Regions from separate parts of the Homo sapiens genome. Here region 1 is linked to region 2. Evidence: read pairs that join two places in POLR2A ChIA-PET (ENCODE). Cell type or tissue: Panc1. All regions are shown on one strand. Links, peaks and the distances in the headings refer to the core of each region. The heading gives the core; the rest is flanking DNA.

Region 1 (5,237 bases), core at 549-4,548, 260 kb after region 2:
AAGACAGTAAAACAGTGCAGTATTAGAATAGGAATGAATACATTGGAACAAAATAGCCTAGAAACAAATCCAAGCATATCAAATACTTTCAAAGTTTGAATACTGGAGTCAGATGTCCAAGTCTTTATCTGAACACCACCACTGCCTGTGTGACTTTGTGCAAGTTATTCATCCATTCTGTGTCTCAGTCCCCACACTGAGGGATGCTGTAATAACATGGGAATGATAGCAATACTACCCACCTCTAGGTAGTGGGAGAAGTCAGTGAGTTAGTACAGGTTGAAACAGTGCCTGGCACAGAATAAGCAATAAGCAAATGTTAGCTATTGTTAATTATTATTGTTTTTGTTGTTTTGATACTGTTTCAGATCATTGGGGAAATGATAAATTTTTCATAACCAGTGCTGAGAAAATTGGCTAACCATTTAGAATCAAATAATTTTGATCACTAGAGCTTACACCATATATCAAAATAAAATCCAGATGGATTACAGACTTAAATTGAAACCTAAAAGGATTAGGAAATGTTAGTGAATATTTACCTAATATTAAAGGGGGTAAGAAATTTCTAAGCATATTCGTTAACACAGAAACCTTAAGAGAATGAGAGATTTAACCACTTTAAAAAGCATGCACTTCTTATACCAAAAACTACCATAAGCAAGATTAAAAGGCAAATGGCAAGCTGGATAAAATATCTAGAATAATGGGCAAGAAGTTAACATACAGAGAGTGTTACAGATTAATAAAGACATACCTCAATAGCGAAATGAGAAAATTCTACGAAAAGGTAAATCACATGAAAAACATGATTACAGATGATCAATAAAACTTTGAGCAAATGCTCTCTTACAAGTAATAAAAATGCAAATTAAGGCATTAAGATGCCATCTTTGTGCATGACTCAGAAACATTTTTTTAAATGCCATCTTGGTGGACTAATTAACTAGATTTGTTTTGTTTTGTTTTGTTTTTAAGAGAAAATACAATTCTGGAGATGAACGGGGGAGCTGGTACTTTACTGCACTGGCATTTCATCCGATCTACCCAGTATTCCTTCCAACTTCTGACATCAAGTTTTTTTCTGTGTATTTTTTCCTCTACACTTTAACCCTCTGTATATTTTAATCACTGATTGATGAATATGTTGAACTGAAGATGACTGTGGACAGAAATCCATATCATGCATATTCTTGGGTTTGATTTCAACTCATCAATAATTGTTAATGAGTTGATATCAACTGTGCATAGCCATTCAGCTTGTTTCTAAGCCCACATACAGCTCTCATGTCCCCACATTGTCCACAAGGACATTATTGTTATTATGCGTGCCATATTTCCCTGACCAATTACTGACTCTGTGCAAGAAGAAATGGAAAGCAATCTGACCTAATCTGCTCTTAAAGCTCCTGACTCCCGGGAACTGCTGTTTTTTCTACCAGGGATACACAAGCCATCACTTGAAGACCTTGCTTTGCCTTGACTTCAAGTTACCATCATCTACACTTCTGGTGGTTCTTCCTTTGTACAAAGTTCCTTGTTCTTTGCTCATCTCTAGTCCTCTTACATCTCTCCATTTTCTTCAAGGTTTATTGAAGATCATTTGCAATGGTTTATCCATCTCATGTGAAAATTGTATGAACCTGCCAGAATACGCTACATCCATGTTGGAAGACTTGAACCTATGTAGGGTAGCAAGCTCTTTTCTTTCTTCTAACTATCCCCTCACAAACGAAGAGGACAAAAGCTAAGTAGGAGTTAAGGAAGCTGACTTTCACTTGACCATCCACCAGCAGGATCTACCTGGGCACAACTATTCCTTACTCTAGACATAGTATTGGAAAATGATCTTTATTTATTCTGCATAGCACAATTTGGGTTTGGCTCCAGGAATGATTCTTGCTGGTAGATCAGTTCCTGGTTATATGTCTTTTTGTCTACTTTGCATATATACTCTAAAAATCTGAGTCAATCTAATCAAGAGTGCTCACAAGTGTTGCCACACAAGCTTCTTTAGAGACTTTCCTCATTAATTCCTTAATAAGAAAATTTACAACTGGCAAATTTGAATTGTATTTTTTATAGCCTCACCATCCTTTGGTTACCCTACCTTTCCATGGTCTCATGCCAGAGAACCATGTTTATTTTTCTTCTGAATCACTTGTAGAATATTTTTTTACAAACCCAAGTGAATCACTCATGTGTTATATCCCACATCAGTTACTCAATCTTGGAGAAAGTAAGTCCATTAAGACTAAACTTCACCATTCTCTTTATGGTGGCTCCCTCAAGAGAGCTAGTGCTCAGGAGGAGTGATGGGGCCTTGCTGGACTTATCTTTAACCCCTTCCCTGATAGAAATATCACATGCTGAAGAGGAAGTTAGAAAGGCCCTATTTCTACTCTCAGACTTTGTGACAGCTTGAGGACGCTCCATGGGTGTGGACATTTTTTCATGAATATACACGGGCATGGTCACTTCCTGAAAGCACCAATTCTGTTCTCCAAATGGTAAATAATAATAAAAATAATAATTAGCACAGTGACTTCTATTTACTGTGTTAAATTTCTCTTTGCTATTCTAGGGTCTTCTCACTTGAATTCCATTCAGAGCCAAAGATGGCAAAGGAAATCAAAGTGGAAAACTAATTTAAAGATAAGTTTAAAGATTAATTTAAAGATTAATGCTTGATACATTAGCAACACTGTTATATTCCATTTTTATTGCAGTTTAACAAATCACCACAAACTTAGGTAGCTTTAACCCATTTATGAGCTCAGAATTCTGTGGGTGGTAAGTTCAGGCACATTGTGGCTGGTTCTCTGCTCAGGGCCTGTATTAGTCCCTTCTCACACTGCTATAAAGAACTACCTGAGACTGGGTAATTTAAAAGAAAAGAGGTTTAATTGACTCACAGTTCCACAGGGTGTACAGGAGGCAAGGCTAGGGAGGCCCCAAGAAATGTACCATCAAGGCAGAAGGTGAAGGGGAAGCAGGCACAGTCTTCACATGGCCAGAGCAGGAGAGAGAGAGAGTAAAGGAGGAAGTGCTACACACGTTCAAACAACCAAATCTCATGAGAACTCTATCACGAGAACAGCAAGGGGGTAATTCATTCCCATGATTCAGTCATCTCCCACCAGGCCCCTCCTTCAATACATGGGGATTACAATTCGACATGAGATTTGGGTGGGTACATAGAAGAAAACCGTATTAGGGCCTTACGAGGCTAGAATCAAGGTCTCAGGTGGACTGAACTTCTTTCTGGAGGCTCTGGAGAAGAAGCTGCTTCCAAGCTCATTCAGGTTATTGGCTACATTCAGTTCCTTGCTGCTATGGTTTGAGTTTATATCCTCTGAAACTCACTTGAAATTTAATCCTCAATGTGGTGGTGTCAGGAGTTGGGACCTAGTGGGAACTATTTGGGTCATGGGGTTGGAGCCCTCATGAACAGATTAATGCCCTCTCTCAGAGGTGAGTGAGTTCTTGCTCTGGAGGGGCTGTATTACCAGGGAGCTAGTTGTTATAAAAATGAGTCAACTTCCTAGACTCTTTCTTGCTTCCTGTGTCATCACATGATCTCTTTGTATATACCTGCTGGCTTTTCCACTTCTCTACCATTGTTCTGGTGAGCATGTAGCCCTCACCAGAAGCAGGCCAGATGCAGTACTATGCTCTTGAACTTCCCAGCCTACAGACTCATGAGCTAAATAAACCTCTTTTCTTAATAAGTTACCCAGCCTCCAGTATTCTGTTATAGCAACACAAAACAGACTAAGACACTTGCAGTTATAGGACTAGGGTCCCCATTTTCTTACTGGCTGCAGCCAGGCCTTGCTCAGCTCCTTCTGTTAAGCTGCACTCCTTGCCATGTGGACCCCTCCATCTTCAAGCTGCAGGAGAATTTCCCTATGTCAAATCCATCTCATTCTTTGAAGCTCCAACTTCCCCTATCTCTGACCTCTAGATCCAGATTTAAAGGGCTCCTGTGATTAGGTCAAGCCTATCTGGATAATCTCCCTATTCGGGAGCTTAAGTACATCTCCAAAATCCCTTCACAGCAATACCTAGAACAGTCTTTGAATGAATAACTGAGAGAAGGTAGATGTATACCAAAGACAAGGAATTTGGGAACCATATTAGAATTCTTCCCATCACAACTATAAAGGTTTAAAATGATTGTGTGCATGTATATATGTACATATATACACATATATGTACATATACAGTAAATACATATGTATACATACACACTAGGTTTATATCCTGATGTAAGTCTTCTCTGGCTTATTTGATAAGTATTGCACCTCCTATGCTTCATTTCCCATAAAACTAACTGCTGCTTCCTCAGTAATCATTCAGCCCAATTCAGTGCATTCTGATTGAACACCTAATGCATGCCAGGCTCTGTTCCTCCTCTTCAAATGCCCTTCAAGGGTGTAAAATCTAGTAGTAGAAGACAGACAAAACAAGTGCACACCCATTGCTCTAAAATATAGCAGAATAGCCAAAGAAGGGCAGATCCTGCCCTGTTGAGAAAATTTAAAAAGCTTCAGGGAAGAAAGGGCATTTGATTTTAATCTTGAAAAACAGGTGGGATAAGCAGAGATTCACAGGTGGGTGATCAGGAAATCCAGATGGAAGTCGTCAAGTAATTATATGAGCAAGGACATTAAGAGGAGAAAGCATGGGCCATAGCCAGAAAACAGCTGGAACATTGGTTTGAATGGAGAAGAATAAAAGATGTAATTAGAAGGGTATGTTTGTGTCAAATAGAGGACTTGGAAGCCAAACTGAAAAATAATGGAGGACCACAGAAGCAGAGGAAACAAAATCAGTTCTGAGTTTAGAAACAAGTCAGGTGGTGGTGTGTAGGCTGGAATGACGAGGGAAATTCTGAACTCTTGTGATGGGAGATGAGGAAGGAGGATTTGCCCGTCATCCCTGCTACAGGTAGGAAGGCCTATGCTCAGGGAGTGAACACAGAAATGAAAATCAGAGAGGCGTGCCCAAGGTGCTAAATGTGGGCTGAAAGAGAAAAAGGAGTAGTCCCGAATAACTCAGAGGTTTCATGCTTACGACTGGAGAATGTTCCCCGATTACAGCTTATTATCATCTCACATATATCAAATGACCTTGCTTTGTGACTCAAGAAATCACAGACTCATAATACTCTGTGGCTGGAAAGCATCTCAGAGATCCCAGAGAGAGGGCGACTGAGAACTGGCCAAGTTAAA
Region 2 (4,000 bases), core at 1-4,000:
TCGGTGGCTCAAACAACAAACATTCATTTCTCATAGCTTTGGAGGCTGGGAGGTCCAAGATTAAGGCACCAGAAGATTCAGTGTCTAGTGAGGGCCCACTTCCTGGTTCATGGGTGGCTGTCTTCTTGCTGGCCTCACATGGCAGAAAGGTCAAGGGAGCTCTTTGGGGTCTCTTTTATAAGGGTACTAATCCCTTTCATGAGGACTCCATCCTCATGTTCTAGTCACCTCCCAAAGGCCCCACCTTCAAATATAAATTTGGGGGGACACAAACATTCAGTCTATTGCAGCTGTAATCAAAATAAACAAACAAACAAACTCACTGTTATGGCCTACAAAGCCTTATTCGGAAATTGCCTACTTCTCAGTCCCTTTTTCATTACCCAGTCACAATAGCTTAATTTTCTGGTCCTTACACACATCAAGTTCGTTCTTGAGTCAGGAACTTTGCATTTGCTTGAAGGGCTTTTCCCCCATATTTTTCATGGTTGTTGCTTTCCCATGATTCAGGTCTCAACTCAAATGTCCTCCTCCTGAGAGAGACATTTCCCTAACTATCTTAGGAAATAGCACTCCCTACTCCCGCAATTTCATATCACTTAGCATTACTGTCTCTTCTCTATACATTTATCAATATCAGATACTAGTTTATATATTTAATGGTTTTGTTGCTGTATCCTCCTTACCAGTCTAAAACCCACTGAGAGCAGAGACTACTTCTATGTCTTTTAAGTACTGTGTCCTTAGTACTTATAACAGTGCTTGGTACATAATATATACCAAGTAAATGCTGTTAACCGACTTGACTCCTCCAAGGATGCTACTTCTTTACTAGTCCATGACTTGATACAAACAAAAAACTATTTTATACATATATGCTTAAAAATAATTTTATATTCGGTGTGCCATTACAACTTGAAGTAGGCCTCAGATAGTCAAGAAAAATTCTATTATAATAAAACAAATGTTTACAATGTTAGACTATTTTAAGTCTTCATCATCTACATATCTTTTATTTGGTTTATTCATATCAAATATAAGCTTTCCAATTCCTTATTTAGTTACCTAAATTCTATAATAAAATACTAAGTTGTTAACTTCTTGGAATTCTGACATGAGTAGATGCAATGAGTTTTTAATTAGTAAAACATTGCATATTCTTAATAATTTGCTGTGCTAAACTCTGAAATGGCTTTTAAAACACATTTTTAAGAAATGAAAACAAACATACCTCTCGTCCATGGCCTCCTAAATTTATTATCAGTAACTGCTACATGGTAACTTTCATCTTGATATAAACATGAAGGGATTCGAAGCAATAAAGCATCTCTGTAAAACTTCTTTCTAACCACATTCTGTGGAAGAAAGAAAGATTAGAAAATCTTTTAACATGTACTATTTATCAATATTCAGAATATATTAAAATTCTCTATACTTTGAAACTTATATGATTTTTCTTTAAAAGTAATACATGCTCCTTATAAAAAACAGGCATACCTAATCCCAGCACTTTGGGAGGCCCAGGCGGGCAGATCACAAGGTCAGGAGATTGAGACCATCTGGCTAACACGGTGAAACCCCATCTCTACTAAAAATACAAAAAAATTATCCGGGCGTGGTTGTGGGCGCCTGTGGTCCCAGCTCCTCAGGAGGCTGAGGCAGGAGAATGGTGTGAACCCGGGAGGTGGAGTTTGCAGTGAGCCGAGATCGCGCCACTGCACTCCAGCCTGGGCGACAAAGTGAGACTCCGTGTCAAAAAAACAACAACAAAAAAAACAGGCATCCCTCACTTTATTGTGCTTTATTCTATTGTGCTCTGCAGATTTTTTTTTTTTTTTTTTTTTTTTTACAAATTGAAGCTTTGTGGCAACCCCATGATGAGCAAATCTGTCTCTGCCATTTTTCCAAAAGCATGTGCTCACTTCCTGTGTCACATTTTGGTAACTGTCCCAACATTTGAAACTTTTCCGTTATTATTCTATATGTTATGATAATCTGTGATCAGTGGTCTTTGATGTTAGTTACCATTGTAATTGTTTGGGGGTGGCATGAACTGCACCATATAAGACAGCAAATTAATTGATAAATGTTGTGTGTATTCTGACAAAACAGCCTTCTGTTAGAAGAAGATGCCAACGAGGACTTTCATAGCTAGAAAGAAGTCAATGTCTGTGTTCAAACTTCAAAGGACAAGCTGACTCTCTTGCTAGAAGCTAATGCAGTTGGTGATTTTAAGTTGAAGCTAATGCTCATTTACCATTCTGAAAATCCCAGGGCCCTTAAGAATTATACTAAATCTACCCTGTCTATGCTCTATAAATGGAATAACAAAGCCTGGATGATGGCACATGTATTTACAACATGGTTTACCGAATATTTTAAGCCTATTGTTGAGACCTACTTTTGGGGGAAAAAAAAGATTACTTTAAAAATATTACCGCTTGTTGATAATGCACCTGGCCACCCAAGAGCTCTGATGGAGATGTACAAGGAGATTAATGTTTTCAAATATGTATTCTGCAGCCTATGGATCAAGGAGTCATTTCAACTTTAAGGTCTTATAGAAATAAATACATTTTGTAAGGATATAGCTGCCATAGATGGTGATTCCTCTGATAGATCTAGGCAAAGTCAATTGAAAACCTTTGAGAAGGGAGAACCATTCTGGATGCCATTAAGAACATTCGTGATCATCAGAGGAGGTCAAAATATCAACATGAACAGAAGTTTGAAAGAAGTTGATTCCAACCTGCATGGATGACTTTCAGGGATTCAAGACTTAAGTGGAGGAAGTACATAACTATAGAGGTGATAGAAATAGCAAGAGAATTTGAATTAAAAATGGAGCCTGAAGTTGTGGTTGAATTACTGCAATCTCATGATAAAACTTGAACAGATGAGGAGCTGCTTCTTATGGATGAGCAAAGGAAGGGGTTTCTTGAGATGGAATCTGCTCCTGGTGAAGACACTGTAAACATTGTTTAAATGACAACAAAGGATTCAGATTATTCCATAAACTTAGTTGATAAAGCAGCAGCAGAGTTTGAGAGGATTGAGTCTAATTTTCAAAGAAGTTCTGTGAGTAAAATGCTATCAAACAGCACTGCATGCTACAGAGAAATCTTTGGTGACTGAAAGAATCAATGTAGCAAACTTCATTGTTGCCTTAAGAAATTGCCACAGCCACCACTCTGATCAGTCAGCAGCCGTCAACTTCAAGGCAAGATGCTCCACCAGCAAAAAGATTATGACTCACTAAAGACTCGGGTAATTATTTATTATCATTTTTTAGCAATAAAGTATTTTTCAATTAAGTTATGCCCATGGTTTTTTAAGACATAGTGCTACTGCACTTAATGGACTATAGTATAGCATAAACATAACTTTTTTTTTTTTTTTTTTTGAGACAGAGTCTCGCTCTTGTCGCCCAGGCTGGAGTGCAGTGGCGTGGTCTCGGCTCACTGCAACCTCAGCCTCCCGCGTTCAAGCTGCACTCCAGCCTGGATGACACAGCGAGACTCCATCTCAAAAACACAAAAACAAAAAAATGAGAATAAAAAAAAAAAAGCTATTCTCCTGCCTCAGCCTCCTGAGTAGCTGGGATTACAAGCGCCCACCACCATGCCCGGCTGATTTTTGTACTTTTGGTAGAGACAGGGTTTTGCCATGTTGGCCAGGCTGGTCTCAAACTCCTGATCTCAGGTGATCTGCCCGCCTCAGCCCCCCAATTATAAACATAAATTTTATATGCACTGGGAAACCAAAAAATTCTCATGACTGACTTTATTGTGATATTTGCTGTTGCTGAGGTATGCCTGTATCAGATAACACAGAACCACATAACTGAGAAAGTCAAGGCCCCTTGTAATATCAGTAGTAGTTTGATGTATTTTCCTACAGATATTTTTTCTAGGTTAAGCTAAAATATATGTGTAAGTACTTGACAAAAAACGGGATGACATCATTTACATATCACTTAGCAATGTGCTTTTTTTCACTA

The links. Peaks named below come from ENCODE experiments on the same cell type or tissue, not always from the same donor. Only the 100,000 strongest peaks of a DNase experiment are listed, where the experiment ranks them.
Region 1: POLR2A ChIA-PET joins it to region 2 with 6 read pairs; 4 of 35 experiments call an interaction of 5 or more read pairs at or near these places.

Annotation. Positions count from the first base shown.
Region 1 is chr9:112,044,188-112,049,424 of GRCh38, forward strand. The region is part of intron 15 of SUSD1 (sushi domain containing 1); the gene reads right to left. Among named protein-coding and RNA genes, the nearest start is that of LINC02977, 6.4 kb to the left of the region's middle. In Panc1, for the core only: no CTCF peak of the experiment used is centred there; no DNase peak of the experiment used is centred there; H3K27ac peaks cover 3,927 bases.
Region 2 is chr9:111,784,681-111,788,680 of GRCh38, forward strand. SHOC1 (shortage in chiasmata 1) reads right to left here. Exons shown (of 28, transcript NM_001378211.1): 3 at 1,232-1,355. Among named protein-coding and RNA genes, the nearest start is that of SHOC1, 8.3 kb to the right of the region's middle. In Panc1, for the core only: no CTCF peak of the experiment used is centred there; no DNase peak of the experiment used is centred there.